Regions from separate parts of the Mus musculus genome. Here all the other regions are linked to region 2. A link is a loop called in an ENCODE intact Hi-C map of the cell type or tissue named here. Cell type or tissue: heart. All regions are shown on one strand. Links, peaks and the distances in the headings refer to the core of each region. The heading gives the core; the rest is flanking DNA.

What was found. Hi-C counts contacts between places; a loop is a spot of excess contacts. Peaks named below come from ENCODE experiments on the same cell type or tissue, not always from the same donor. Only the 100,000 strongest peaks of a DNase experiment are listed, where the experiment ranks them.
Region 1: a loop joins it to region 2, with 4 times the contacts of the local background. A loop is called at or near these places in 7 of 42 quality-filtered maps.
Region 3: it touches region 2 in a loop (6-fold over the local background); 11 of 42 quality-filtered maps call a loop at or near these places.

What each region holds. Positions count from the first base shown.
Region 1 is chrX:101,126,538-101,136,488 of GRCm38, reverse strand. It overlaps a transcript of Snx12 not described here. Among named protein-coding and RNA genes, the nearest start is that of Gm24061, 10 kb to the left of the region's middle. In heart, for the core only: CTCF peaks have their summits at 4,091 (motif pointing left) and 5,304 (motif pointing left); no DNase peak of the experiment used is centred there.
Region 2 is chrX:101,414,589-101,424,539 of GRCm38, reverse strand. Zmym3 (zinc finger, MYM-type 3) reads left to right here and starts at 4,318. Exons shown (of 25, transcript NM_019831.3): 1 at 4,318-4,394; 2 at 5,588-6,267; 3 at 7,210-7,253; 4 at 7,559-7,631; 5 at 8,079-8,373; 6 at 8,602-8,779; 7 at 9,134-9,352; 8 at 9,642-9,792. The coding sequence starts at 5,601. In heart, for the core only: a CTCF peak has its summit at 5,428; DNase peaks (open chromatin) are centred at 4,649 and 5,459; H3K4me3 peaks cover 2,923 bases; H3K27ac peaks cover 3,197 bases.
Region 3 is chrX:101,330,482-101,340,432 of GRCm38, reverse strand. It overlaps Gm31385 (a long non-coding RNA gene), which reads right to left and starts at 2,345. Exons shown (of 3, transcript XR_387011.3): 1 at 2,307-2,345; 2 at 1,139-1,180. In heart, for the core only: a CTCF peak has its summit at 5,606 (motif pointing right); no DNase peak of the experiment used is centred there; H3K4me3 peaks cover 766 bases; H3K27ac peaks cover 1,060 bases.

The sequences.
Region 1 (9,951 bases), core at 2,483-7,482, 290 kb after region 2:
AAAACATCTCCTCTCCTATTATTTGGTTGGCCAATGGTATAGTTTGTTAAGGGAAAGCAATGTAAATGTTTGCTTTTTCTCATTAAATTTTTTAAAGCAGTTATTTGTTTTATTCCTATTTTTAAAATGTCAGCAACTAAAAAAAAAGTCTCCACAAACTCAGAAATTGAACCAAATTGATGCTTCAGGCCCATTTTATACATTTCCTGGCATAGACCTGAAATCACTTCTCTAAAAAGGCCTGGTTTCTTTTTTTGTAGGAAATGGTATCTCAAGGCCACAAGGTCTGGATGCTAGCAGCAATACTCACAGGTACTGAGTTCATCAGCGTTTCAAACCTTTTAAGGAAAAACTGGACAGGAGATACTGATGTGTTGTTTTTTCAAAGTCCTGTCTTCAGGGGTTTTCTTAGCTGTCTCACCTCTGAATCTCCTTTCTTTCATCCTTGAGAACCCACAAGTACAGGAGATAATAGGCTTAAATTATCATATTTTTATGCACTAGCTTTATATGCCATGCCATACACAACTGTCTCTGAGCGGAATATTAATGCTTCCACTGCTAACAGGATGGTGAAAACAGAGAACCTGTTTGCACCCTCTCTGCTCCAGTACTCCATTGGCATTATTATAAACTGCATTTTCATACTGACAATTGTCATTGAACCGCAATTATACATGGATCTATGTGCATTTATTTATTTAGTTTATCGAATGGACACAAACCGTCCTTTTGTGGATGTTTTTTCCAGCTGTTTTTATTTTTCTAGAGTCTGTTCTGTAGCAGCTTGTTAGGAAGGGAGCCACAAGAATAGAGTGAATGTAGGTTGACAAGTTTGGAGACTCAGGATGTCATTAAAAAAACTGCACCAGAGACGGGGTGTCATAAACAGCAGAAATATATTTCACAGTCCTGGAAGGTAGAGGCCCAAGGTCAGGTGTTGGCAGCTTTGATTCCTCTGAGGCATCTATCCTTGGTTGACAGAGGCTGCCTTGGTCATTCACGACACAGCCTTTCCCCTGCTATCTTTTGACTATTTATTGTTAGAGACTGGACATTGTTGTGTAGCTCAGGCTAGCCTTGAAATTTCAACTGTATGCTGCCATGACATGCCTTTGGTGTCTTTATGTGAACAAATCACCTCTTTTAAAATTTGTTTTGACAATACTGGGAATGTAGCCTTTGACTGAGCAAATGCCTGTCTAGTGCTGCAGGACCGAGCTTCACCTGCTGCTGACTGCCTCTTAGGGACTGCAGTCAGAGGGAAGGGCTTTGCCTTCAGATAGTCACCCATTCTCAAGTACCAGGGCCTAGGTCTTCAACATGGGAACTTTTGTTTGGTGAGAGGATGCAATTCAGCTCATAACACTCTGGCTACAAATAAAAATTGTTACTTTTTAAAAACCTCTGTGTCGGGCTGGAGAGATGGCTCAGTGGTTAAGAGAGCTGACTGCTTTTCTGAAGGTCCTGAGTTCAAATCCCAACAACCACAGTCAGTCATTTTCTGTATTCTTTGATAATTTCAAGCATGTATGTAATGTATTGGGTCATTTTCATCCCCCGTTATCCCTCCCACCCCTTCCCACTGAACCCTTTCTTCTAACCGTTGAGTTCCCCTCTATGTTCATGACTTTTGTTTAGTGTTTGTGACCCACTGAGGTTAATTGGGGTTGCTTGTGTTAGCATGGGTGTGGTTATTTACTTTATTATGAATGACATCACAGAAGCAACCATTAACTACCAACAGATCCTGAGAATCCAAGTCAGAAATTTGACTGCTTGGGTTATGTTGTTTTTTTTCCCTATATCTCATGAAAATGCTGTTTTGCTGGGATTTGAACTCAGGACCATGTGGTTGTGGGATTTGAACTCAGGACCTTCAGAAGAGCAGTCAGCTCTCTTAACCGCTGAGCCACCTCTCCAGCCCGACACAGAGGTTTTTAAAAAGTAATAATTTTTATTTGTAGCCAGAGTGTTTCTTCCAGTATAAAATATCATTGTCAACACATCTGGTAACTGGATGTTTGTCTTTCATGTGTTCCCCTCCACCAGTAGGAAATCTCGTACTAAAAATCTAATACTTTAGGCAGGGGCAGGGGAGTCTCTATGAGTTCTAGGCCTGCCTGGGTTACAGACCGAGTTCCAGGACAGCCAGGACTACACAGAGAAACCCTGTCTCAAAAACCAAAAAAAAATACAATAAAATAAAAACGAAGTGGAATACTTTTGCTTTATATCAGTATTGGTCATTTCTTTATAGCTGCTTTTAAAATATGTTGTTTTAAGTTGTTGTTCCAAGTTATTTCAGAAAAGCTTTCTCTCCAACCCCCCCCTTCCCTTTTCCCTTTTGCCTTTTGCTCTGGCCCATAGATTACAGATCTATGTGAGCCACCTTGTAGTTGCTGGGATTTGAACTCATGACCTCCGGAAGAGCAGTCAGTGCTCTTAACTGCTGGGCCATCTCACCAGCCCTCAGGGAAGCTTTCTTGTAGCCTTTTTAACCTTTTAATTTTATTTGTTTGAGTCATGATTATTTTATTGCTCAGATTGTCCTGAAACTCACCATATCATCCAGGCTGGCCTCAAACGTGTGTTGAACCTTCAGCCTCAGCCTCCCAAGTGCTGGAATTGCAAGCATGAGCCACCACCCCATCTCTGTTCTCACCTTTATGGGTGTTTTACTAGCTTTTGCTTCCTCCTCTTAGACTCCCTGCTTTTCCCCTTCCCACTGATTTTCTCTGTTCCTCTAGTCTCTATCCTGCTCTTGTGCAAGGACTATACATATACACACAGACACAAAGACACACATACACACACATAACACAAACACAGAGAAATATATATATATAAATATGCATGTGTATTCTCCATAAAGGGTTGTAGGATCCACAAACAAAACATGGTATTTGTTATTCTATACATGGTTTATTTTGTTTTATTTTCTTGTTTTTATTTTCTTCTCTCTGTATTTTTCTTTTTTCTCTTTCGGGGGGTGGGGAGTAGGACTTGAGACATGGTCTCAGTTTTTCAAGTGCTGAGATATTCTTTGCTTGCTTTCCTTTTTATCACTTCATTCTTCTCGTTTTGGTTCTATGCAGGTCCCCTCTTCTTATCTTCTCTTTTTTTTTTTTTTTTTTTTTAAAGATTTATTTATTTATTATATGAAAGTACACTGTAGTTGTCTTCAGATACACCAGAAGAGAGCATCAGATCTCATTACGGGTGGTTGTGAGCCACCATGTGGTTGCTGGGATTTGAACTTTGGACCTTTGGAAGAGCAGTCGGGTGCTCTTACCCACTGAGCCATCTCACCAGCCCCCTTATCTTCTCTTTTATATCTTGAGTTCATTTGCTCTTTCTGCCTTAGAACTCATTTCTTTTTTTTTTTCCATTTTTTATTAGGTATTTAGCTCATTTGCATTTCCAATGCTATACCAAAAGTCCCCCATACCCCCCCCCCACTCCCCTACCCACCCACTCCCCCTTTTTGGCCCTGGCGTTCCCCTGTACTGGGGCATATAAAGTTTGCAAGTCCAATGGGCCTCTCTTTGCAGTGATGGCCGACTAGGCCATCTTTTGATACATATGCAGCTAGAGACAAGAGCTCCGGGGTACTGCTTAGTTCTAGTCTCTCTTATTTTCGATTCTTTCCTGGACCTCATTACCCTGTGCTTTAGTTGTTCAGACCCTGACTTCTTCTGCATCTTCTCTCCTTTTCTTTGTCTACTTTGAACTTGCGTTGAGATGGCAGGCTATAATGTTCATGGCTCATAAGCATGTGCTTCCGCTTTGCTGTCAATTGTCATTGCGAATCGTCCTCACTGGCTTCTAGTAAAAGCTATTGCTCATTTGCACGTGACTTTATGAATTTATGCTTATGTATTTTGATCTTTTGAGACAGGATTTTCTTATGCAGCCCAGGCTTGCCTCGGTCTGCTGAGTGCCAGAATTAGAGGCTCCTGCCATTGCATCTTTTTTTGAAAAAGAAAAGAAAAGAAAACAAAAAACAAAAAAAAACGGTTAGAAGGGTGGAGGCTAGGATCCCAGTAGGTTTTCCATTTTCGTGGCTTCTAGCTCCCTCTTCTGTTGCTTTTGTGTAATTCCCCAAAATGTGACTTCCTTTCTCAGAGACCTGGATCTAGCTCTCCTGTCCCATGGTCCTTTTTGCTTTTTACTGTATTGCTGAATCTGGATTCTGTTTCTGGCAGTGTCTTTTGCTTCTGGCTGATTAGTGTGGAGAGCTTGTGGGGCCCACACTGCTGCGGACACGGAGTTTTGGGGGACACTTAGGTCTCACCCCTCCGTACCAGCCACTTTGCTTTGTCACCTGCTCATTGCTTCCTTTCACACAGGGCTCATTTCACAACTGCTTTACAGCTGTTGGTAGTCTGCACCCGTCCACATATTTGGATTTAAGAATCTTCTTGCCTAGCTTTGTGACACTTATTGTCCATGGGCTTGGGGGTTTTCTCTAGCAGACTTAAGGTTTTGGTTCTTACATGTTTCAGATAGGGTTCTCTTTATGGAACCCAGGCTAGCCTCAAACTCCTGATGCTTCTGTCTCTGTCTCTGGAGTGCTGCGGTTACAGGTGTGCACCACTGTGCCTAACTTGTTTTCTGTTTTTATTAAGCTACTCAGGAGTGAGAATATTTTTTTAAAATTATGCCACCACCACAACCTGTCCAGAACCTTCCTATCAATTAATTTTAATTGAACTATTATAAGTTTTGCACACATTTAAAGCCATGTGTAGTAGCTCATGCTTATAATCCTAGCAGTTGTGAGTTAGAGGCAGGAGGATCAGAAGTTTGTTATCTTCAGTTACACCGTGAGTTTAAGGCGATCCTAGGCTACATGATATCAAAAAACAAAACAAAACAAAAAACCAAAAAAAAAAAAAAACTAAAAACAAAACTTCTCCCCCAAACCAAACCCCTGCACATTATAGCACATAATTGCAATCTCAACACTTAGTAGTGGGAAGCTGGAGGGTCAGAAGTTAAAGGTCATTCTCAGCTACATAGCAAGTTCTAGGCCAGTCTGGGCTGCATAGCAAGAACCCATCTTAAAAAAAAAATAAAGTAGAACCGGACCTGGTGGGACTTTAATTCCAGTAGTCAGGAGGCAGAGGCAGGTGGATCTTTGTGAGTTCAAATCTATTCTCGTTCAGTAGCAAGTTCCAGCCTCTTGCTCCCCCGACAAAAAAGTAGGAGCTGGAAACCAGGCTCATTTCTGAAGAGATGGCTGTGTAACCCATTTCTATGTAACTCAGTTCTAGGGAACCAGACGGCCCTCTCCTGGTCATTGTGAGTACTGCAAGTACGTAGCACACCCTCATACATGCAGGCAAAATATCACTGAAAAAGAAGAAATTTCACTTTATATTTTAGACACGTCTGTATAGTTTTTATTTTCTGATGTTTCAGGAATTATTCTTGCAACCAGTCTCCCTCTTGCTCTCACGTTCATTTCATCTTCATTTTGTTATTTGAGAATTTCATACATGTCTACCGTCTGTTGTGACCAAATCCACCCTCCAGTTCTCCCAGCTCCTCTCTACCAGGTCCTGAGCCCATATACCGTTCATATGATCTGAAACCATATCCTTGAAAAAAACTTGATTCTCCCTACCCCAGCAGCCATCAGCTACCAATAGCTCCTCAGCTAGGGGTGAGGCCTTATAAATCCCCTGTCTAGCCATGCTGGAATTTTGATTGGCTTGCTGTCATAGCCACAGTGAGTTGCATGTATGCAACCAGCCTGCTATGTCCAGAAAACACTATTTCATGGCATGTCTCTAACTCTTACAGTCTTTCTGACCTGCCTTCTGTTTTGTATGTTTGTTTGTTTTTCAAGACAAGGTTTCTTGGAACAGTACTGGTCGTCCCCTGAACTGGCTCTGTAGACCAGGCTGGCCTTGAACCCATTGAGATCCTCCTGCCTCTGCCTCCTGAGTGCTAGGAATGAAGGCGTGTGCAGCCACCACCTTGCTCCGGCTTCTGCTTTGATCCCTGAACTTTGGTGGTGGTGGTATAGGTGTGATGGCACTGTCTCTCATTAGGACTGAGCACTTTGCAGCCTCTAGTTCTCTGCAGCATGACCAATTGTGGACCTGTCTTAAGCACCATCTACTGCAAAAACTAATCTGGAGGAAAGGGAGATATTGTTTGTCTGCTTTGGGTTTTTTTGGGGGGGTGGGGGTTGGGTTTTTTTGTTGTTGTTGTTGTTCGTTTTTCGAGACAGTGTTTCTCTGTGTAGCCATGGCTGTCTTGGAACTCAGTCTGTAGACCAGGCTGGCATCAAACTTGGAGACATCCACCTGTCTCTGCCTCTCAGGTGCTGGGATTAAAGGCTTCTTTCTGCTTGTTTGCTTCTTTTTAACCGAAGCTTTGGATTGCCTTTTGTAGATGAATCATCAATGTTTTCTGGAGATGTGTGTGTGTGTGTGTGTGTGTGTGTGTGCGTGCTCTTTTTTTGCTGCTCTAAGAGCTCAGTCTTAGGCCTTGTATATGTTTCTCATGTTCTCCTCAGCATATCCATTGGTTGATATGTATTTCACTCCTTTTTCTTCATCTGTTTTTGAGAGGGGGTTTCACTGGACTGTGGGCTGGCCAGAAACTCACTATGTAGCCAAGGCAGTCTTCTTCCCTCCGTCTCCTGAGGGCTGTGCTTGTGAGCCTGAACCGCCCGCCATTCCTGACTCCAATGTATTTAATTCTTAGGCTGCATTCTTTCTGGTTGCTTTCCAAGCCCGCCTCACAGCTGTCACCATGAAATTTTGTTTTTCTCACTGGAAATATGAGTTAAGTCTGCATTTTTTAATTCCCTGGATATTTTCCTTTCTGGTATTTACCCTGGTTTTGTAAGAGTACATCTTTAAGTTACATACTCGGAAAGAATAGATGTTCCTTGTATCTTTAAGTTTTAGAAAATAATCTTTCATACTCAACTTGATTTATAATTTGGTTGGATTTTAAATTCGAGGTTCAAGTTGTAGTACTGTCACCAAGAAATTTTCAGTTCCCATTTTAAATTAGTTTTTATTAATAAGTTTTGTTCTTTGATAATTTCCCATATATATATGTATATATATATATTGCATTCTAGTCACTTGTTCCCGCCTTCTTCCCATCTCTGCCATCTCTTCTTTCCTTACAAATCTCTTTCCCATATTTCCTAGTTTTTGTTTTGTGTCCCACAGAGTTTAACTGGGCTGTTTGTGTGACCCAGGCTTTGGAACTAACCATCAGAGTATGATGGGCTTACCACTGTATATAGTACTGGATTCTATGCCCCCCTCCCAGAATCTGTTAGTTGCTAAGAGATCTGCTGTAGGAAATAGGGACTTATGAGTCTCTTCCCCTTCCATAGCTGGCTGTTAGGAAGGCTCAACTTGTGTGGACCCAGAGCCAGTAGTAGGTATAACTGCTGTGAATTCGTGATTTCCATTGCTGGGACAGGCATTAAAGATGGCGTTTCTTAATACTTCTATCTTCTGGGATTTCCTTTCGTATCATTATCATCATCATCTGTGTGCTTGATGCATGTGATTGCCTGCATGGCATGTCACATATATGGAGGTGATGACAACTTTGTGGGGTTGGTTTTCTACTCTCACCTTTATATGAGTTCTTTCTATGAGTGGCAAGCTCGCTTACTCACTGAGCCATCATGCTGGTTCTGTGGTTTCCTTTTGTGGGTTTTTAATCTTGTTTAAATAATTTCAAATGGACTCAAAAGGAAGCTCAAGGGCCATTTTACTAACATTTGAAAGCAAAACAACAGATCAGGCAACCTGTAAATCTTGGCAGCTTCCAGGTAGAGGGAGTTTCAAAAAGCTGAGTGTTTTATCTTTTGAGTTCCGGTCCAGGAAATCCAGCATGTTAGAGCATTCTTAGGCTTTTGGCCAGTACCCAGAAGAGAGAGAGAAAGAATGAAAATGAAAAGTTGTGCTTCCTTTTAGTTAGAGCTCAGAAAGGCAGTGTGGTTTAGCAATGCTGCATGACAGAAGCTCTGTAAGCATCAAAGGAGGGGCTTCTGGGAACTATCATTGCGGAGGTTAATTATTCCTCCCGTTTCCGGAGCTTGTCTCCAGGTGAATGAGTTCTCCTGTTGGCTAGGTGATTGACAGAACTCTCCAGAGTAACCTTTAAGGGAGGAGGCAATGGAATAGTATGTTCTAGTCTTTGGAGCAGAGACAACTCAGAATCCATTTTTTTTTAATAGAAGGAAGTAGCTTTTCCCTTAATGGGCCTCAACAAAGCTCCAACACCTTTATCTTTTTGTATGGTATTTTAAATCCTAAGAAGGGACAATTGTGAGTCTTCCCTCTCTGTTGTTACCAAGGAAATGAGAGGTGGGTTCTAGAGCAGCATGAGAGCATGGTCTATCTTCAATGGCTTCTAAGTCTGCTAATCTGCTAATTCCTAAAATACTCTTCCCCACCAAACCACTTCAGAGATGGGCGGAAATTGGGAGACGGAAGGGCTTAGGAGCTGTGGTTCTCAACTTTTCTAATACTGCTAACCTTTAATATTTTGCTCACTCTCCAATCATAAAGTGATTTTTCTTGCTACTTTATAGCTATGCTTTTTCTAGTGTTATGAATATAACACTATGAATATAAAAAAAATCTGTGTTTTCTGGAGGTCTTAGGTGAACCCCGTGAAAAGGCCATTTGACCCCTATGAAAGAGGCCTACTATAGCTGAGCAGTGATGGTGTACACCTTTAATCCCAGCACTTGGGAGGCAGAGACAGGTGGATTTCTGAGTTCAAGGCCATCCTGGTCTACAGAGTGAGTTCCAGGACAGCTAGGGCTATACAGAGAAACCCTGTCTCTAAAAAATAAAAAAATAAAAAAACCCAACCACCCACCCACCCACCCACCCAACCAACCAAACAACCAAAAAATGGGGAAAAAAAAGAGTCCTACTCCAAAGAGGTTGCCCCCCATTGGTTGAGAACCACTGGTTTAGGGTCTTTACTTTTGCTGACTTTTAAGCATTAGAGGGTGATCAAGGAATTACATTGCAGCAGGACCATCAGATTAAAAGAGATAAAATTAAGACAGCAATTGAGTACATAAGGTTCAAAGATTAATAGCATAATCAACCAGACAACATCTATCATCTATTTATCTATCTATCTATCTATCTATCTATCTATCCCCTTTCCACTATGAAAACCTAGATATCCAGTTCCAAAGTTCTTCAAGGGGATTCGTGTTTCCACTGGAGTTGTGGTCACACTCACACAGCTTCTGGACAGCTGTGTAAAAGGAAAAGAAAGATAACAAGAGGCTAGACCACAAACTAGAGTCCCCAAACACTTCTGGTATTTCTGGCCTGTGGCCAGTACAGAACCCAAGATATGTTTGGCTTTTGGCCAAGGACAAGAATGGTGTTGTTTGTTTCTGAGATCCCTAATGTAAAACTGCCTGCTTTCACAAGCATAGCTTTTTTCCCATTCAGGCATGTAAGACCATCATATCACTAGCGTGAAGCAGAGATAACGTGGGATCCATAGTCATGGTAATAAAATAAACAGAAAAATACAGTGATTGCTGTGTCTGTGGTAAAGGTAATGGCGCTATTAACACTTCCATCTTGCCTCCTAACTGCATGTGACCAGGAGGAGTGCTAGAGTACACAGACAGAATATTAAAGGTGGCCCCTCCCGATTCCGGAAGTCCGGAGAGTTGGCCACAGGGTCATGAGAGTGGGTGAGCTGGCTCTGCCTCTCACTGGCTGCAGCTGGTGAAAAGTGGGTCCTGACCTCGACTGGGCAGCCCAGAGCCAGGGCTTTAAACTGGCCAATCCCAACACCTGAGAACTGCTGGAGCATGTGAAATTGCTGGCCCTGCAGATCCAAAGCTGCAGGGTCTCCATGACACAGGGCGACAACAGGATCTCTGAGAGGAGTCCTGGGGAGGATCCTGTATTGCTGGTT
Region 2 (9,951 bases), core at 2,786-7,785:
TCGAGACAGGGTTTCTCTGTTTAGCCCTGGCTGTCCTGGAACTCACTTTGTAGACCAGACTGGCCTCGAACTCAGAAATCCGCCTGCCTCTACCTCCCGAGTGCTGGGATTAAAGGTGTTCGCCACCACCCCAGGGGAAGAATTCTTTTAGACATAAATGTTTAAGAGAGGCCCATTGGACACGCAAACTTTATATGCCCCAGTACAGGGGAACGCCAGGGCCAAAAAAGGGGAGTGGGTGGGTAGGGGAGTGGGGGTGGGTGGCTATGGGGGACTTTTGGTATAGCATTGGAAATGTAAATGAGCTAAATACCTAATAAAAAATGGAAAAAAAAAAAAGAAAAAAAGAGTATGAGGCCAGCCTGAGCTACATAGCAAGACCCTAGGTTACCACACACACACACACACACACACACACACATGTTCACACACATATCAATAAATCTAATTAAAAATACACTGGCCATAGTGGTACAAGCCTTTAATCTCACCACTTGAGAGGCAGAGGCAGGAGGATCTCTGTATGTTTGAGGCCAATCTGATCAGCATAGCAAGTTTCAGTCCAACAGGAGCTACATAGTGAGAAGTGCCTCAAAAAAAAGAACAGAAAAGTGCCTAAGGTAGCTCATCGCAGAGCAAGTACTTCTCACATGCAAGGTCACTACATTTGATATCCATTGCTAAAATGCAATAAAAGGGAAGTGTTTTTCTTTAAGTGGTTGGCATGACATTTAAAAATCTTTTACATTTTATTTGTGTGTGGTGAATAAGGGGGTGCACGCACAAGTGCCAGAGGACAACATGCAGAAAGAAGTCAGTGCTCTCCTTCTGCCATGTGACTCACTATGTAGATCAGTCCTCCAACCCAGAGAATCTCCTGCCTCTGACTCCCAAGAGCTGGGCAGGAGCCAAGTGCTGGGATTAAAGGCGCATACTCCTGCCCAGCTCTCTTGCTTTCTTAAGGCTTTCTGTGATTTCCAAAATCTTTACAGTGAATGAGGAAACATTTATAGATAGATAGGCAGATAGACAGGTACACAGACAGATAAGGCACAGTATTTATTTGCAGGACTGGATGTGTGTGTGTGTGTGTGTGTGTGTGTGTGTGTGTGTATGTTTTGTGGCTTTTGAGATAATGTATCTCTATGTATCTCTGGCTGTCATGGAACTCCCTCCAGACCAAGCTAGTCTTGAACTCAGGGGTTCGCCTATCTCTTTTAGTTATGTTGTGAGTCTTCACTCCCAGCAGCGCTGGGGACTGATCCAAGAACTTATGCTCTAGAACTGATCCTCTTTTTGTCTTTTATTTTCAAACAGTTCCCTCCTTCTTTGAGATGGGGTCTCACTATGTAGCCTAGGCTGGCCTGGAACTCAATATGTATACTAGACTGGCCTTGAACTCAAAGAAATCTACCCCTCCCACACTAGGCACTGGGATTAACTGCATCTACCACCAGCCTTGAATTTAACTCTATAGCCCAGACAGGCCTTGAGTTTTCCATCCTTCTGTTTCAATCTCCTGAGTAGCCTAGTTTATCATCTATACTAAGAGGTCTGGCTGAGAAATTCTCTTAATATATAGTCTAGGCTGGCCTTGAACTCAGTAATCTCCTGTCAGCCCCCTAAGTACAAAGATTACAGACCTGTGTTTCCATGACTGACATATTTATACGTTTGTAATCTGAAAAAAACAAATAAAATGAGGGCATGCAGCTCAGTTATATAGCACGGACATGTGTAAGGTGCAGTCTTAAGCTCCAGCACTGCAAAAAAAAAAAAAAAAAAAAGAAAGAAAGAAAGAAAGAAAGAAAGAAATAATATGCTGGACTAGGTATGTAACTTAGTTGGTCAAGTACTTACCTCCTATTCACAAAGCCCTGGGATTGTTCCCCAGCATAATACAGGCATTCTGACACAAGCCTGTAGCACTAGGTGGAGCCGGTTGTGGTGGCGCACGCCTTTAATCCCAGCACTTGGGAGGCAGAGGCAGGCGGATTTCTGAGTTCGAGGCCAACCTGGTCTACAAAGTGAGTTCCAGGACAGCCAGGGCTACACAGAGAAACCCTGTCTCCAAAAAGCAAAACAAACAAACAAACAAACAAAAAAGCACTAGGTGGAAGCAAGAAGATCAAAAGTTAAAAGTCATCCTTGGCTACTAAGGGGGTTCTAGGCCAGCCTGAGTTACACAGCAACTTCAAAACTACCACACTGGGGCATTAAGACCCATACCCAAAACAGGAAATAAAACACCAACCAAACAAACAAAGAACAAAATCTCACCCAAAACCAACTAATCAAAGATTTGGGGTGTGTGTGGGTGCGGATAGAGTTTTAGTTTCATAGTAAAATTATGTAGACAGAGCTTTCCTGTATATCCATGTCCCCACACACTCATGGCCTTGCCTATTATCAACATCCAGGACAAGATAGGTACATTTGTTTCAATCCATGAATGGGCAGGGATGTATCATTACTAACCAAAGTCCGTAGTTTATATTAGCACTTACTCTTAGTAGTTTACATTGTATTTGAATAATGTGTCTACCATTATAATATCATGCAGAGTGATAGTACTATTGTAAAATCCTGTGCTCCTTGTTATTAGTTTAAAAAACATACTTATTATTTCGTGTGCCTGTGTATGCATGCATGCTACATCACAGGTGTGCTGGTCAGAGGACAACTTGCAGGCCTAGGTTCTCTCCTATTATCTGGGTCCTTAGACTTGGCAGCAAAGGCCTTTCCCTGCTGCACGTCTCACTGCCCCTAGTTGTTGTTTAGTGTGACTGAAGTTTTGTTTTAGTTTGCATTTGTTCTTTTGAAACAGGGTCTTGCTATGTAGTCCAGGCTGTCTTCACACCACAGGGAATCCTCTCGCCTCAGGTTCCCTGCACACCACCACACCCAGTTTTTGGTTTTGAGACAGGTGTTTCACTATGTAGCCCAGGCTTTTCTCATGGTCATAATCCTGATACAGCCTTCTAAGTGCTGGAATACCAGACCACCGTGCCAGAGCAGAAGTCACCCCTCCCTCTTAGATGCTCTTCACTCCACTTGAAAATTCGTGATCTGCCACCAAATTAGACATTCTACCCCCAGAACAGCCAGGGGGCCAGGAAGAAACAGAAAATACAAAGAAACAGTAGAAACAGAAAGAGGCAGAAAGTGGGAGATGGCTACAGAGCATACTGATTAAGACACAGAAAGCCGGGTTTAGGCAATCTACACCGGAAAAAAATTACATTTATCTCTGATGTAGGAGAGAGCAAAGACAACCTCAAGGCTGAGGGGGGGTAGGCGGAAGGGAAAACAAGGCTTCTGTTAAAATATGGGTAAAATTCCCAAGGACAAGGGTGGGCAGGCTTTCTATGGGAAGGAGGAAAGGTCAGAAGCACATTAGAGGAGCAATGGACAACACTGGACGCTTCTTGCCTGAGTTTCTAGTATCTAAGTCCGGTAAGTGCTGTGCAGCCCTTAGAACTATCCTGGGAATGTGGAGAGAGGGATTGTGAAGTGTTCTGTCATGAGGCCTGAGAATGAACACTGCCACCTATTCTTTTAAGGCAGTAGACCTAGTATTAGTGACCCCTACCCCTACCCTACTTCTCAAGCCTTAATCACAGCCACGCCCACCATCTAGTACGATCCCTGGAGGCTGTGTTTGAGTGCTCTCAGGAGGCAGAGACGCAAAGAGACTGTGAGGGAGAGACCTACAAGAACAGAAAAAGAGGGAAAAGGGAAGGACAGTGTTTGTGTGTGTCTGTGTGTGTGTGTGCAAGTGGATGGGTGGGTGGGGGGCTTCTGATGACCAAAACTATTCAAGAGAAAATTCAAGCTCCTACAGGAGGATTCAGTGCAATGATCCCAGAACTTAACCGAAGGCCATGGAGGGAGACGGGGGTGTAGCCTTGCAGAACCTGCTTTGGGGGGGGGGGTCACCAGGCAGTAACCGTTACTGCATAGGCGTTGTCACTAAGCCAGAACCATTTAACTGGCAAGGGTAAGCTTAAGACACCCCATAACTACGACTCTTAGACAGGTTGGAAGTGGGGGCTGAGGTTGCAGACAAGGGGAGGAGGGGCACTTGAGGGTTGGGTCTTTGCCTCCCCCATTCTCCGCTGTCACTACCCCAACAGTCGCCCGGGGGGCCGGGCCCCGGAGAGGTGGGGATGGGGGAGGGTAATCTTGGCAGGCGTCTGCTGCATGGCGTAGGTAGGGAGTGCTGAGGGGGGACGCTGGGGGGAACACGAGTGGGAAGCGGAGAGCCACGGGGAGGGGGAGGGGACCGGGAACCATTTGAATGAGAGGAGGGGATCACGGGTAGAGTGGGCTCTGGAGATAGGGCGGGCACGGGTGTGACGGGGCCAGGCTCTTGAGCCAGGTAAGGAAAGCAGGTGCGTAGATGTGGGGTTTTTCTTCCTTTTTTTGTGTATTTAGTGTACTAGGCCCTTCGGTGGAGAGGGGGCGCCGCCTTCCCCGGGGGCGGGCTCCAAAGCTCCAGAGGCTATCTTTTCCTCAACTAACGGGGCCCCGGGCGGGGGCTCACGCTCCATCCCCAGTGACGGCACTCCACTCCGCAATTTCCAGGCGGCCACTGGGCTGGGAGTCTCGCGCCGGGGGCCGGCGCTGTCTCGCGAGCCCCCTCCTCCAGCCAGCCAATGGGATTGGTCGCTGGCACCGCCCGCCTGCCTGGTGCAGAGCGCTCAGCGCTGCAAGCGGCGCTGCCATTTAAAGGGGCCGCGACCCCTGTCCCGGCTGCTAGGGAGGGAGGTGGAGAAGGAGCGCGGGGCCGTTGCTGTCTGCAGTTCTAGGCTTGTAGCGGTTACTCTAACCCTGCCTCAGGTAGGGGTCGGGTCTGTTCAAGCCGAACCGAACCTGCAGGCGGGATCTCGCAGTAGCCGGGAGGGGGGTTTGAGCAGGAATCGTAGCTCCAAAATGTCTTCCTGTAAATGCCTGAGGTGGGGGGTGGGCAACAGGAGAAGGGAAGGACTAGGGGTGCAGTAGGAAAGGGGGGACGGGGCTGAGGAAGTGGTCCACCCTGAAAGGTAACCGAGTGGGGGGGAGACGGTTAGGAAGAGCAGTTTGTGGGGGCGGGGAAGGGCTGAGAGAGGACGGGCTCCGCGGGGAGGGGCGCTGGGGCTGGAGAGGATGGGGAGAGACTGGAGACCTGGGGGGCTTTTGGGGGGGAGTGAGAAGGGACCAGGGGCTGAGGTCGCCGGAGCGGGAAAGGTTTCTGGCTGCGGCAGGCACGGGAAAATGTGAGGGGGCGTTGAGTCTGAGGTGGGGGGTGTGTGAGAGGTAGGGAGGAAGGAGCTACGAGTCTCCGTGGGGGGTGTCGGGCGGGTTAGAGACCAACTGCCTGGCGAGTGTGGGCACGGGGCCAGGGCAGGGAACGCCACTCCCCACAGAGGGCGCTGTATTGGGGGGGGAGTGGACATTGAGCCTGAAGCCTGTGGAAATGCCTATCGGCTGTGGGGGGCGGCTGCTAATGAGAAATCCAAGTGGATGACGGACGGGGTGTGTCCCACAGCCGACATAAGAAATTCAGGCTAAGACCACCTCTACTGCCCCCTCTTCCGATCTGCAGCCCATACCCAGCCATGGACCCCAGTGATTTCCCCAGTCCATTTGACCCATTGACCCTGCCAGAGAAGCCCCTGGCTGGAGACCTTCCAGTAGACATGGAATTTGGAGAGGATCTGCTGGAATCTCAGACTGCCCCAAGTCGAGGATGGGCTCCCCCAGGTCCGTCTCCATCCTCTGGAGCCCTGGACCTGCTTGATACCCCTTCTGGCCTGGAGAAGGACCCTGGAGGAGTTCTGGATGGAGCCACTGAGCTACTGGGGCTGGGGGGGCTACTCTATAAAGCCCCTTCTCCCCCAGAGGTGGACCATGGTCCTGAGGGAACCCTTGCATGGGATTCGGGGGAGCAGACCCTAGAGCCTGGACCAGGGTGTCAAACCCCTGAGGTGATGCCACCTGATCCAGGGGCTGGGGCTAGTCCCCCTTCACCTGAGGGGCTACTAGAACCTTTGGCTCCAGATTCTCCAATAATCCTGGAGTCTCCTCATATTGAAGAGGAGATACCCCCCTTAGCTACAAGGAGAAGGGGCTCCCCTGGGCAGGAGGAGGAGCATACCCAAGGGCAGCCACAGAGCCCCAATGCACCCCCTAGCCCTTCAGTGGGAGAGACTCTGGGGGATGGCATCAACAGTTCTCAGAGCAAACCTGGGGTATGTACCCCTACTGCACATCCTTCGTTGCCAGGTAGGTCACCTAACCGTTTGGAGGGGCCTGGGGAAAGAAAGGGTGGTGGTCAGGAGGGCTGGCTCTGTGCTTTGAGAAGTGGAGGAGGAGGGGACAGGAGGCTGGGAAGATTAGAGCAGGGCTCTGTGTGCTGAAGGAGGAGTGGGGTGTGGTGAAGATTGTGGAAAACAGGGGTGGGAGGCATGGAGGGGCTGCGCAGGATAAATGGGGTAGTGTGAGGGAATGGATTGGATGGCAGAGGTTCCCTTTCTCATAGCCCCAATGGGTTTCCAGTACCAGGGTCCTTCCTTCAGGGTTTGAAGGAAAATAGCAGGCTTCTAGGCTCTATGATTTTTCCAGCTGTTTGATTCTAAATAGGAGTGGAGTTTCTGGGATTGATGGATGGTAACTCCTCTCTGAAGCCCCCTAACAGCATACCGATTTCAGGGTAATGGTAGAGAGGCAGGATCTAGGATTGCATCTCTGATAGGGGAGGGGCGATCTAGACTTGAAGCTCTAGTTTCTCCCTGAATCTACCTAGTGCTATATCTCCTCTAGCCTGTGATAAGGGTCTTCAGATAGGTAAACTGATATATCTTATATCTCACCAAAGTCCAGAGGGACCTACCCATACATTGATGGGCTTTCCCCTTCTTGCTCCTTTTAAGTGGTTACATTTGTTTTTGTTGGTAAAATATAAATTCTTCATGCACAGTGGGACAGAAATGATTGGAGGGGTAAGAGAATACGTTTTATCTCATGGAGAATAGCTGCACACATACCCTCCCCATTTTCACCATAGTACCAAGTCTGAGGTAACCCTGAAAGGGTTAGAAGCCACAGGCACTCAAGTTTTCCCATTCAGTTTGGAGTAAATTGTTCCCCAGGAATGGAGGTGGGGGCCGGCCCTGGACGGCCCTGGACAGGCTCAAGACTTAGGCTACCTTCTTGCTTCCTTTGCAGGAGATGGCCTGACTGGGAAGGAGATTGAGAAGCCGCCTGAGAGGGTGAGGGGGGAGGGGATTGGAAAGAGTCTAGTTCCCCCTATAGCTCTAAGAAGGAGAGAACCCTCATTTTCCTCCCAGATGTTGGGGGGGTGCTGTCAGAGTCAGAGAAGGGAGGAACTCCCGTGTTTACTGATTCTTAGAATGAAGTCCAGCTCCCCATTTTCACCTTCTCTTTAGGGCTGGGCCAAGGGTCCCAAGTCTCTCACCTCACCTTCCATCTCCTGTCCCCACCCCAAACCTCGAACTCCAGTTAGCCTGCCACTAGTGTCAGCTTTCCCCCCCAACCCCCCGCCCCTCTTTCCAAGGTACAGAAGAGAAGCGAGCGCGTTAGAAGAGCAGAACCTCCAAAGCCTGAGGTTGTGGACTCCACTGAGAGCAGTAAGTAGGATTGGAGGAAGCGGGACCTGGGAATTCCAGGTGCACAGAAGAGCTTGAAGGTGGGATTAGGACAGGGCATGGGTCTTCTGGCCCCTGTAGTTCCTCTCTGCAGAAAGAGAAGTGCCTGTCTCTGCTGTGGGTTGGCATGGGAACCAAATGGTAGTGGGGGAAAATTGAAAAGAAGAACAGTAAGAATAGTAAGTTTCAACTATACTGTCCCTGTCCCCAGTCTTCTCTCTTAGAACCTCCCTTCCTCTCCTGAATATTGTAGAAAAACCATGAGTAGCTTAAGATCCAGTGTAATGGGAGAGGAAGTCTAAGGGCCAGAACAAGAGGGGAGTACCAGAGATCCCAGGATCAGTATTTGAACTTACTATGGATCTGACCATCAAATGGCTGGAGATCTGCTCTGGTGGTCTTTTCTCACTGCCCCGCCTACTCCCACAGTTCCAGTGTCAGATGAGGATTCTGATGCCATGGTAGATGACCCCAATGATGAGGACTTTGTGCCATTCCGGCCCCGGCGCTCTCCTCGCATGTCCCTGCGCTCAAGTATGGCACAAAGGGCTGGGCGCTCTTCAATGGGCACCAAGATGTCTTGTGCACATTGCCGGACACCACTGCAGAAGGGGCAGACGGCCTATCAGCGCAAGGGGTTGCCTCAGCTCTTCTGTTCTTCATCTTGTCTCACTACTTACTCCAAGAAGCCCTTGGGCAGAAAGACCTGTACCTTCTGCAAGAAGTGCGTTCAGATCTTAGGGTGGGCGGGGGCAGGGACTAGGGGAGGGAGTTATGGGTGAGAGAGATTATGTTGGCAAAACCAAGCAGGATGGAGATGATAGGGTTAATTTTAAGGAAGTGGTTAGAGTATTTGAGTCTGTGGTCATCAGTAGGCATCCTAGGGAGTGCAGGGGTTACTGCTGGAATAAGAGGGTGATCCTGGATTACTGAAACCTATTCCCACCTCCAGGGAGATCTGGAACACCAAGGACTCAGTTGTGGTACAGACTGGTCCAGGAGGCTCCTTCCATGAGTTCTGCACATCTGTCTGTCTCTCTCTCTATGAGGCCCAGCAGCAGCGTCCAATCCCCCAGTCTGGGGATCCTGCCGATGCCACTCGCTGCAGCATATGCCAGAAGACTGGAGAGGTGAGGGTACTCACCACAGGCTAACTTAGGAGCCTGCTGGCTCTGACCCACCCGCCCCTCTAGTTCTTGAGCTGCAGGGGCTGAACCCTGGGAGAAAGGGATTTGGGAGGAAAAGGTAGCTAATGTGAGGGAGTAAATTCAAGGCTAGAGCTTCTCCCAGATGTATGCAGCTAACCTCCTTACCTCCCAGGATCTCGTCATCAAGTCTACAGCCTGAAGCACAGGTTGGGGGGTCCTAGGCCCATTGTCTGCTGTAAAGGTCTAGGGTGAGGTGGGAGTCCGGTCCTTGCATTGATTGGGGTGGGCGGTGGTGGCCTGGCCTCAGCTCAGGGTGTGTATATATATGTGTGGCAGGTTCTTCATGAGGTCAGCAATGGCAGCGTGGTACACCGACTCTGCAGCGATTCTTGCTTCTCCAAATTCCGAGCCAACAAGGGACTGAAAACCAACTGTTGTGACCAGTGTGGGGCTTACATCTATGCCAGGCCTGGGGGCCTTGGCCCAGAGCTCCTGTTTCATGATGGTCAACAAAAGCGGTTTTGCAACACAACGTGCTTGGGGGCATACAAGAAGGTGGGGCCGAGGGAGTAGTGCATTAGAGGGCTATGGAAGGGGGTGTGGTTCTTGGGTGATAAATAAAGGTGCCTGAAGGGTCGAGGGCTGGGAAAAATAAAACAAATAAAGGGGGTTTCAATTGTATCTGTTATGTTTTATTTTTGAAGCTGGCTGGTGGACACACAGGTCTTTGTTATATCATCATTATACTTTTTTGTATGCCTGAACTATTTCATGTTTAAAAAATTTTAAAAATAAAAGTGAAGGGACAAACCCAGCCTCAGCCTCTCCTTCCCCATCCTCACAGAAAAACACACGTGTGTACCCATGTGTCTGGTGCAAGACCCTGTGTAAGAACTTTGAGATGCTATCACATGTGGATCGTAATGGCAAGACCAGCTTGTTCTGTTCCCTGTGCTGTACCACTTCTTACAAAGTGAAGCAGGCAGGGCTCACTGGTAGGTGCAAAGCCCTCTTCTCTGAGATCCCTGCTGGCCTTCCTTCTGCTTCCCATATTTCCCTCTTGTAGAGTAATTTCTGCTGCCCAACCTCGGCCCCAGCCACATCTTCCCATGGACTTTCTATTCCATCTCTGCCCTACCTTACACCTTCTATGT
Region 3 (9,951 bases), core at 2,628-7,627, 84 kb after region 2:
TCATCCAAACAAAACCTTCATTGTACATTGAGTCCCACATCATTTTTTGGTCCTATGGTGCTGGTTACTAAACTCAAGGTCTTGTGTGTGCTAGCCAAGCCCTCTGCCACCAAGCTACATGTAATTTCTCCTGCTTTGTCTTGCCTTAGTAATTTTAGGAACCCATCAGCTTCTCCATTGGAGTCCAGTAGTGTGGCTCCAAAGGTATTTAATCGACGCCATAAAATGTTTGTATTACAAAGTACACAATCCAGTTCTTTCTATGGGTTTCTGAGATTAATTGTTAAAATTTCAAAAATTCTGTGCGAGCCAGGCATGGTGGCACACGCCTTTAATCCCAGCACTCAGGAGGCAGAGGCAGGCGGATTTCTGAGTTTGAGGCCAGCCTGGTCTACAAAGTGAGTTCCAGGACAGCCAGGGCTATACAGAGAAACCCTGTCTCAAAAAACAACAACAACAAAAATTCTGTGCATGGATGAATAGCATCTTGGTGGCATGAAAAAAGGTTGGCGTGTGAGTTTTCAAACCCCAGAGATCACTAAGTGAGGGTCCCCCTCAGCACTTAGGGATAGTACCACACTCTGGGCATTTCCAAATCCACACAGCACAAATTGCCTCCTTACCTCCCAGTAGAAAACCTGCTTCACATTCTAGAGTCCTTAATCTCTTTGTGAAAGATGTCATAATATTAGTAGTTTCTCAAAGAAAAAAATCTTTCAAATTATTAATAACCCCTTTCTTGATCATTGACAACAATCATCATGTTATATTCATTGTCACTCAGAAACATTTTCCTAAATAAATTTTCACTTGTCAGAATCTTAGCTCAAGCTTCCTTTAGTTGTTTTTATTTATGTATTTAGGTTGTGTGTGCATGTGCACGGGTGCATGTCTTACTCCCTGTGCATATCCGTCTGTGTGTTATGTGCATTCAGTACCTATGGATGTCAGAGAAGGGAGACAGATTCTGAAACTGGAATTACAGGCAGTTGTGAATCACCATATGGATGCTGGCAATTGAACCAGGTTCCTCGGGGAGAGCAGCCAGTGCTCTTAACCACTGAGCTAGCTTCCCTCCTCCCCATCCCACCCCCCACTCCTTACTCACACAATTGGACTAACATCCTGAGAGACTTACTTGTTTCCAGTGATGCTGGATAATGTTTCCAATGTGGTCTTCCTAAAATGCCAAGAGGCAAACCAATCACTCACTAATATAGAGACTACACGTGGCTTTACTTTGGGGAAAACCCGAAGATCTTCAACAGCACCCACAAAAGCCTTTCATATCCAGACCTCTGAGCTGCTTCAGACTCGAGTGCCCCACTGCTCCCTCTCAAATACAATTTTCCAGTATGAACTGTTGACTCAGCATCAAATGGGGAGGGAATACTACTGTTTCAAATTTTTGTTCACTTTGGCCATTGTTTTTGCACACTTTGAGTGTAGACAACTGTCTCTTATTTAAAGTCCTAGGACAGAACAGAACAGTACACGAACACACACAGGTACCCAAGTTGGTGTAATGTTTTCTTTTTCAGTTTCTTTTCTTTATGTGTATGCATCGGGCTGTTCCCAATAAAGCCAGAAGAGGGCGTGAGATCCCCTGAGTTTAGAATTACTGACCATCGAGAGTGCTGGGAAGCAAAGCTGAGTCCTCTGAAAGAACAGCAAGTGCTCCTAATCAACCCAGCTCTCTGCTTCTTTCTTTTCTTACATTTAGTGTGTGTGTGTGTGTGTGTATGAGAGAGAGAGAGAGAGAGAGAGAGAGAGAGAGAGAGAGAGAGAGAGAGAGAGAGAGAGGTGTCAGAGCCAGAGTTGGTTTTCTCCTTCTACCATGTGGTGGGTCCTGGGGATAGAACTCAAGTCCTCTGGGTTGATGCAAGTACTTTTACCTACCAAGCCATCTCACCACCCATCACATATGTTTTCTGAGACAGGCTCTTACCATGTATTCCAGGATGGCCTCCAATTAGTGATCAATAAACTCCCTTTTTAAACTCTCTCAACAGTGAGCCTCCCTACCCCACCCCATCAGTCTGCACCTCTACGTGAGAACTTCCCACACAGCATTGCACATGCCTGCTTTACAGGTTCTACCCCTCTATTGGAATGTGCCTTGGCCCAGTTCCTGGCACAGCATTAGGAACATAAGTGCCAACAATTTACTGAAAAAAAAAATCAGTAGTAAGAAAGGTTAATCAATGGAGCTGGTCCTTAGCTCTAATAATTGGGCTATTTCTTTTCTACTGGATAAAAGCCCCTACCTTAAGCACCTAGTCTGATATTCCCAGTTCGAGTCCTACCTTGGTGTCCTGTGAAGCACCTCTGTCTTTATAGGAATAATGTTCCCTCTAGTTCTTGCTAGACCTTTTGACATCCTGTTCTAGAAGCCCAGACCCTATGGCAGGGCCTCTGTCACTGGCTGCCAGACACTGTGGCTGCCAACCACCCCACCTGCCTGTCTGGGCTCCCTCTGGGCATTCTGCACACCCACATGTTTGTTCTACCTGACTGCTCAAAAGACAGCCAGGGGCTCTGCTGCTACTTCTGGGATCTTCCGCTCTACCCTGTGCTCTTCAATTTCTAACTCCCCCTGCTCTGCTTTCTCTTCTTACAGGATGAGTCCTATTTCTATAACTTCCCAACTAGAAGACTGAGAAGAGCATTCTAATTAAATTCGTAAGTGTTTTAGTTAGGGTTTTACTGCTGGGAGCAGACACCATGGCCAAGGCAACTCTTATAAGGACAACATTTAATTGGGGCTGGCTTGCAGGTTCAGAGGTTCAGTCCATTAGCATCCAGGCAGGCATGGTGCAGGAGGAGCTGAGAGTTCTACATTTTCATCTGAAGGCTGCTAGCAGAATACTGACTTCCAGGCAGTTAGGATGAGGGTCTTAAAGCCCATGCCCACAGTGACACACCTACTCCAACAAGGCCACACCTCCTAATAGTGCCACTCTCTGGGCCAAGCATATACAAACCACCACCATAGGCTATACTTTGTGACTTCCAATGTTCAAGTTCCAACTCTTCTGCTTACAACTACTCTAATGATCTTGGAGCAGGTCACTTTATCCCTTTGAATCACAGCTTTATTATCTAGAAAATGGACAGGATAGGGCTGGAGAGATGGCTCAGCACTCACTTCAGAGGGCTCACAACCACTCTAGCTCTAGGGGACCTAATGTTCTCTTCTGGCTTCTACAAGGAATGCATGCATAGGCAGCATACACACAGAAACAGACACATAAAAATAACAAAATAAATATACTTTTTTTTGGCTTTTTGAGACAGGGTTTCTCTGTATAGCCCTGGCTGTCCTGGAACTTACTCTGTAGACCAGGCTGGCCTCGAACTCAGAAATCCACGTGCCTCTGCCTCCCGAGTGCTGGGATCAAAGGCGTGTGCCACCACGCCCGGCTTAAATATACATTTTTAAATAAGAGGGATAAGATGGCTGTGGTGGGCACACCTTCAGTCCCAGAGCTTGGGAGGCAGAGGCCAGCAGATCTCTATGAACTTGAGGCCAGCCTGGTCTACAGAGCAAATTCCAGGATAGCCAGCGCTACACAGAGAAACCCTGTATCAAAAAAGGGGGGGAGCAGCATAACAATACCTATGCCATCAGAGACACTTGGATCTCTGTGAGCCTACAGCCTGGTCTACAAAGTGCTCACTAAATTCCAGGACAACCAGTACTCAGTTACACAGAGAAACCTTGTCATGAAAAAAACCAATAATAATGGTAATAATATACCATGAGAAGATCACTGTAATTTTTTTGTGGTGCTGAGGATTGAACCCAGGGCCTCACACATGCTAGGCAACTGCTATCTACTGAACTACACCACTAGCTCCACCATGGGAACTGAGTGACACATAGGAAGCATGGTGACACAGCCCTGTAAACCCAACACTCAGAGCAGATGTGGAAGGGTCAGAAGCTCCAATCCAACCTCATAAGTTGGAAATATCCTAGGTTGAAAGGTTCTTTAATATACTGAACCTATCAAACATCATAGTTCAATATACTACGGAATCCTAATGTTCTCCCTGAGGATCACGAACCTTCAGCTGATTAGGAGCTGGGCTCACTTCCACTGTAAACAGGAGTTCTTAGGGAAAAGCTGCTGCACCTCTGGCAATCTCAACAAGCTACGTACACTTAGCTGCTTGTCTCACCAACCAGAGACAAGTGTTAGAGAAAGCTGAGAAAAGAGATTTATTCAATGGGATCACTTTGAGAAGTGAAACAAATAAAGGATCCAATGACCCCCCCCCAAGGCCATTTTCTGGGGTGCTAACATGAAATTCAAATTTCAATGAAGGGCAAGAGACATGTATGTATACTTAAGTAGCCCTTTGAAGGTGTGGTTTGACTCAGTCTATTCAACAAGATGGTCTGATAAATTTCCAGAACTATACGGAATATTTTCCTGGTAAACAAGTTCCTCCTTTGGCTGCCATCAGGACTTCACGTTTCCCCTTCTCCTAGCATGGGAAAGATTACTGGGAAATTTTGACTCTTTGCTGTCCATTGTTTAAATAGTCTGGTAGCAGAAGACAGGGGCATAAGTCTCTTAGTCGGATATTCCAGCTGCCAAGGTGATTATACCACAGCCCAGCATCCTGACAGGACCCCACAGCCCATCAGTAGACTAGGAAAAGTCAAAATTTCTATCATTTTTTATTGATTTCTTCCCATTGGATTATCCAAAACGTTGTAAATTGAATCAGCATAAGGCAAGGCTTTTTCCTTAAGGCACATAACACAGTACCTGGCACATAAAACATATCCTGTGACTACAATTTCTACATTTCCAGTATTGAAGACAGGATTGCCGTTCATCCAATGTGTGTTAGAAAGGTGGAGGAGAAGAAATAACAATTCCTGCTGTCCCACTTGCACCTTAGGTTGCAAACCCTTAAGGTCACTTTGTTGGCCTACTTTTTCTTTTCATTTTGCTCTTAAAAAAAAAATTATGGAGCCGGGTGTGGTGGCACACGCCTTTAATCCTAGCACTCGGGAGGCAGAGGCAGGTGGATTTCTGAGTTCAAGGCCAGCCTGGTCTACAAAGTGAGTTCCAGGACAGCCAGGGCTATACAGAGAAGAAACCCTGTCTCGAAAAACCATAAATAAATAAATAAATAAATATTATGGGCTGGAGAGATGGCTAAGCAGTTAAGAGCCCTGTCTGCTCTTCCAGAGTTCCTGAGTTCAATTCTCAGCAACCACATGGAGGCTCACAACCATCTGTAATGGGGTCCGATGCCCTCTCTGGCACGCATGTTTACATGCAGGTAGAGCACTCATATACATTAAATACACTAATTAAACATTTAAAAATTAAGATTTATTCATGTGTGTGAGTGTTTTGTTCACAGGTACATCTGGGCAGCAGGAGCACTCCAGGTGCCCTCCTAATTCGGAAGGTGCTGGAGCTCCTGAGGCTCGAGATTTGGAGGACCGTGTGGGTGCTGACAACTGAATCCAAGTCCTCTGTAAAAACAAGTGCTGTTAATTGATGATCTTTTCACCACCATCCCCTTTAAAATTTTTGTGTGAATTGGTGTTTTGCTTGCATGTATGCCTGTGTACCATGTGCATGCAGTACCTGAAGAGGCCAGAAGAGGGCATCAGAGAAATCCACCTGCCTCTGCCTCCCAAGTGCTGGGATTAAAGGCGTGCGCCACCATGCCTGGCAAGATTGTGCTTTTAATTAACAACCCACCTTCCAGCTTCTGTTGGGCTATTTCTTAAATATCACATCTTGGAAAACAAGTAGGCTCAGTATCTAAAGGCACTTTTCACCAAGCCTGACAACTTTCGTTCTTTCCCTTAGAGACTCATGGTAAAAGGAAAGAACTCGAACTCTCTAAAGGTGTCCTCTGACCTCCACATCTGTGCAATGGCATGCATGCACGCACACACACACACATACACACACGCATGCATGTGAGCATACACACAAATTAGTAAATATTTAAAACAAATGCAACATCCTCTAGGAATTCTTACAGTTGAAAGCCAATGGCCTTGCAGTTCCCAATCTGCCTAGAAACATCTAAGACTGACAAGTACCACAATCATTATACTTACTGTGATTACCGCCCCTCCCCACTAGCGCTACTCCCAGATATGTGGACAGTATAAAACATTGTGACTGCCTGTTTTTCACACTTGCCTGCTCCCCATTCTCTTATCCATCATGTGTTAACCTTCTACATCTTCAGTGTCACTCAGCCCTGGTTGTCTTTGACCATCAGAGCAGGTACCGTGGGTAAATTAACAAAGGCAAGGCAGTGAGTGGAGAAACGCTTTATAATAAAGAGGAGAAACTGGAAGCAGTTGATAGCATTAGGCAAGGGTACACGTCTCCTAGTAGAATATTCCAGTTGCCAGGGGGATTATACCACAGCCCAGCATCCCGGCAGAGGATCACACAGCCTATCAGCGCAATGGGAAAAGTCTAAATTTCCACCATTCGTGTGCTGATTCTTGAAATGGTCAAAATCGGAAACAAAAGCCAAGGAGGATTTGTGTCTGCACTGACCCTTTACCCCAGCATGGGCAAAACACATGTTGCCTCTTTCCTGTTCCTTGGCTATTCCATGCAGAAGGTAGAGGGTCGAGCCTGGACAATGCAAATGAACGGTGGGTGGGATTCAGCCAGGGGACCTCTACAGGGAGAACTAGAGATGGAAGATAAAAACTCAGCCCCCTCCTAACCACCACACCTCAGTGTATGTGGTTCGGAAATCTCCATTCTTTGATGCAATACTCAGGCTTATGGGTGTTTACTGCACACAGAGCCTATGAAACCCTAGGCTACACTGCTACTTTCAGGCAGCTTTACCTGTGGGATAAGAAACTTGGCGGAGAAGTGATGTCTGAGCATGAAGAAGCAAAACGAGACTACAGGAAGCAGCCTAAAGGAGACAAGTGTAGCCAGCTCCCTTTACACAGCTTCTGGCTTCATTTAACCCAGTCGGGGAAAACATGCTGTAAGGGCACGCAGGAGCATGGATGACATAGGGCCCCTGGCTCAGGTAGACATCCATCCTTTCATCTGAATCCAGCAGCTTCTTCGCTCTGCCTGGGCTCTCTGTTTTCTCCATTATCTACCGAAGGCTGGATTCCTCTTTAGGATTACAATCTTTGTTAAGGTTGTCCTATATGATTGACACGTATGTCCCCAGAGACCTACAGAATGATCCGAAAGCCTCCACCTAACTCCACCTTTCCAGGCTCCTCCCTCAGAGTGGCTGGCAGCTGGAGCAAAGGCAGCCCCCTGTGATCTGGGGCTGAAGTGGAAGCCGAGGCAGTCCCCCTCCCAATCATTTTTCCTTCCCCGGCCTCCAACAAGTAAGACAGAAACCTCAAAGGACAGTGAGGGGTTAAGCTCCTTATATGGAAATGAGACTCCTTCCTGTGCGGAAATAAGTGTTTTAGCTTCAAGTACACACACACACACACACACACATAGGCACACACACACACATAGGCACACACACACACACACACACATACAGGCACACGCACACACACACGCACGCGCGCACGCTGGCGGCGGCGGCGGGGGGCGGGGCGGAGAAGGGGGGCGCGCGGGCGCGCGCGCGCCTTCAGATAAAATTCCCGAAGCTCCTTCTCTTTGGCGGGGGCGGAGGGTGGCGGGCAGCAGGGGCGGGGCCGGGAAAGGCCACTTTGCGCAGCGCAGACAGAGGGATGAGTCATCAAAAAGACTCGGGGAAAGGAAGCGGAACTAGTCATCAGAGCCGGGAAAAGAGGTAGCCAGTCATTAGACAGGGATGGTGTCAATCATACTTTCTCCACCAATGATCTGAGAGTCTCTCAGGCCTCGCAGACCGGAAAAGGGGTCTTGGGAGGCGGTCTAAAGCTGCTGAGATCCGAAAAGCTTGGGCGCTGGCGGCGGCCAAGGCTACGGACGCGCGCAGGGCCCCCTGGCAGGAAGATGGCGTTTGCCGTCAAGGTCACATGGCCACTTTTGAGCACTAAAACGAAAGACTAGCTAAGAAAGAGTAGGGACGGCCATCATGGGGCCGGATTTTCAGAAAGCTGTCAGGATTCCAAGTTGTTTTTTTTCCAGTTCGCAAGCACATTTGTCTTAGTTATCAGCCATATTCTAAACACATCGTACAGCTCTGGGAAAGGGCGGGGTCTTCCCTGGGCTTTTTTCCCCCTCTGCAAGCCTGAAAAGGGGTGGACGAAGCCTGGGCTAGAGTGGTTGGAGGAACTACAGGAGGGCAGCACTTGACAAAATAAAAGCACCCACCCGGGTCTTGACAGGCTTGGGAGACCAGGAAGGGAGGCCGATTCTGCCCACCACCTTTTTTTTTTTGGTTTTTCGAGACAATGTTTCTCCGTGTAGCCCTGGCTGTCCTGGAACTCACTCTGTAGACCAGGCTGGCCTCGAACTCAGAAATTCTCCTGCCTCTGCCTCCCAAGTGCTGGGATCAAAGGCGTGCGCCACCACACCCTGCTCACTGCCCACCACTCTTAATCCCTAAAGGTCCATGCCAGGCTTAGCTCCAGGTAGTGAGTGAGGTCCAATGCCTGAGCCCTCTCTAGTTTGGAAAAGTTGATTTGATTAAGTTCCTTGAATAGGTTCAATGTAAATTCAGGATCAGAAATCTTAAAACTTTACAATTTACAAGATAAAATATGTCAATCTGTGTAAAATGTGTTGTTGTTTATGAGGTGACCCACAAACATTACTTGGGAAGTTTTCTTGTTCCCTTGCCAAGCTTGGTAGCCCATACCTTTAATCTCGGCACTCAGGAAGCTGAGGCAGGAGGATCTTGGTGAGTTTGAGGCTAGTCTGGTCCACATATTTCCAGGAAACCCTGGGCAATATGGAGATACCCTATCTCAAAAGGGAAGGGGGGGTCTTTTTGAGCTGCGCCTGCGTACGCCTTTAATCCCAGTACTGAGGGGTGGGGGCAGAAGCAGGTGGATCTCTTGAGTTCCAAGCCAGCATGGTCTACAGAGGGTTCTAGGACAGCTAGGGCTACACAGAGAAAGCCTGTCTTGAAAAACCAAAAGAAACATTTTTTGAGACATGGTTTTCTTTATTGCACAGCTCTCAATGTCCTGGAATTCACTTTGTAAACCAGGTTGGCCTCTCACAGAGAGCAGCCTGTCTCAGCCTCCTGAGTGATGGGATTTAAGGTATGTGCCACCACACCAGGCTTGAAAAGTATCTTAACTGAAAGATAAAAAGGGACTTGTCCACATCTTGGCGAGTATGGTTAAAGGGCCTTTACTCATGGACCCCCGTTTTGTGGGAACCAGGGAAGAGTTGGAGCCTATGCAAATAAAAAAGCAGCTTTCTAGGAATCAAAACACCGTAAAGATGGCTCTCTCTCTCTCTCTTTTTTGTTCTTTCTGCTATTTTCATTTCCCTCTGCAATTATGTACCCTCTCCATCAATAATCTCATCAATATCTGCAGTCCTTAACCTGTGGGTCTTGACCCCTTTGTGGGATCAAACAGCCATTTCACAGAGGTTGCCTAAGACCATCAGAAAACGCAGATATTTACATTACAATTCAGTAGCAAAATTACAGCTATGAAATAGTAACAAAAATAAGTCTGTGGTTGAGGGTCACCATAATATGAGGAACTGCATTAAAGAGTTGCAGCTTTTGGAAGGTTGAGAACTGCCTTCTTTAGTTTAGAGTATAAACTGAGAGCTGTTCCAGAATTTATAAACAAACAGAAGAGCCTTCAAGTCTAAGCCTGGGATGGGTTATGACAGAAACAAGGTTGAAGAATCCCTAGGATTGGAGACTGTGGTGGAAAGAGTACCATCTTCCTTAACTCAGTCTTGCAATGCTCAACTCGGTCATTGCCATTCAAGCTATTACTCCTGTGTGTTCTCTATTATCACACTGTGAGGATTCACCAGAACAGTCAGTGGCTTTTGT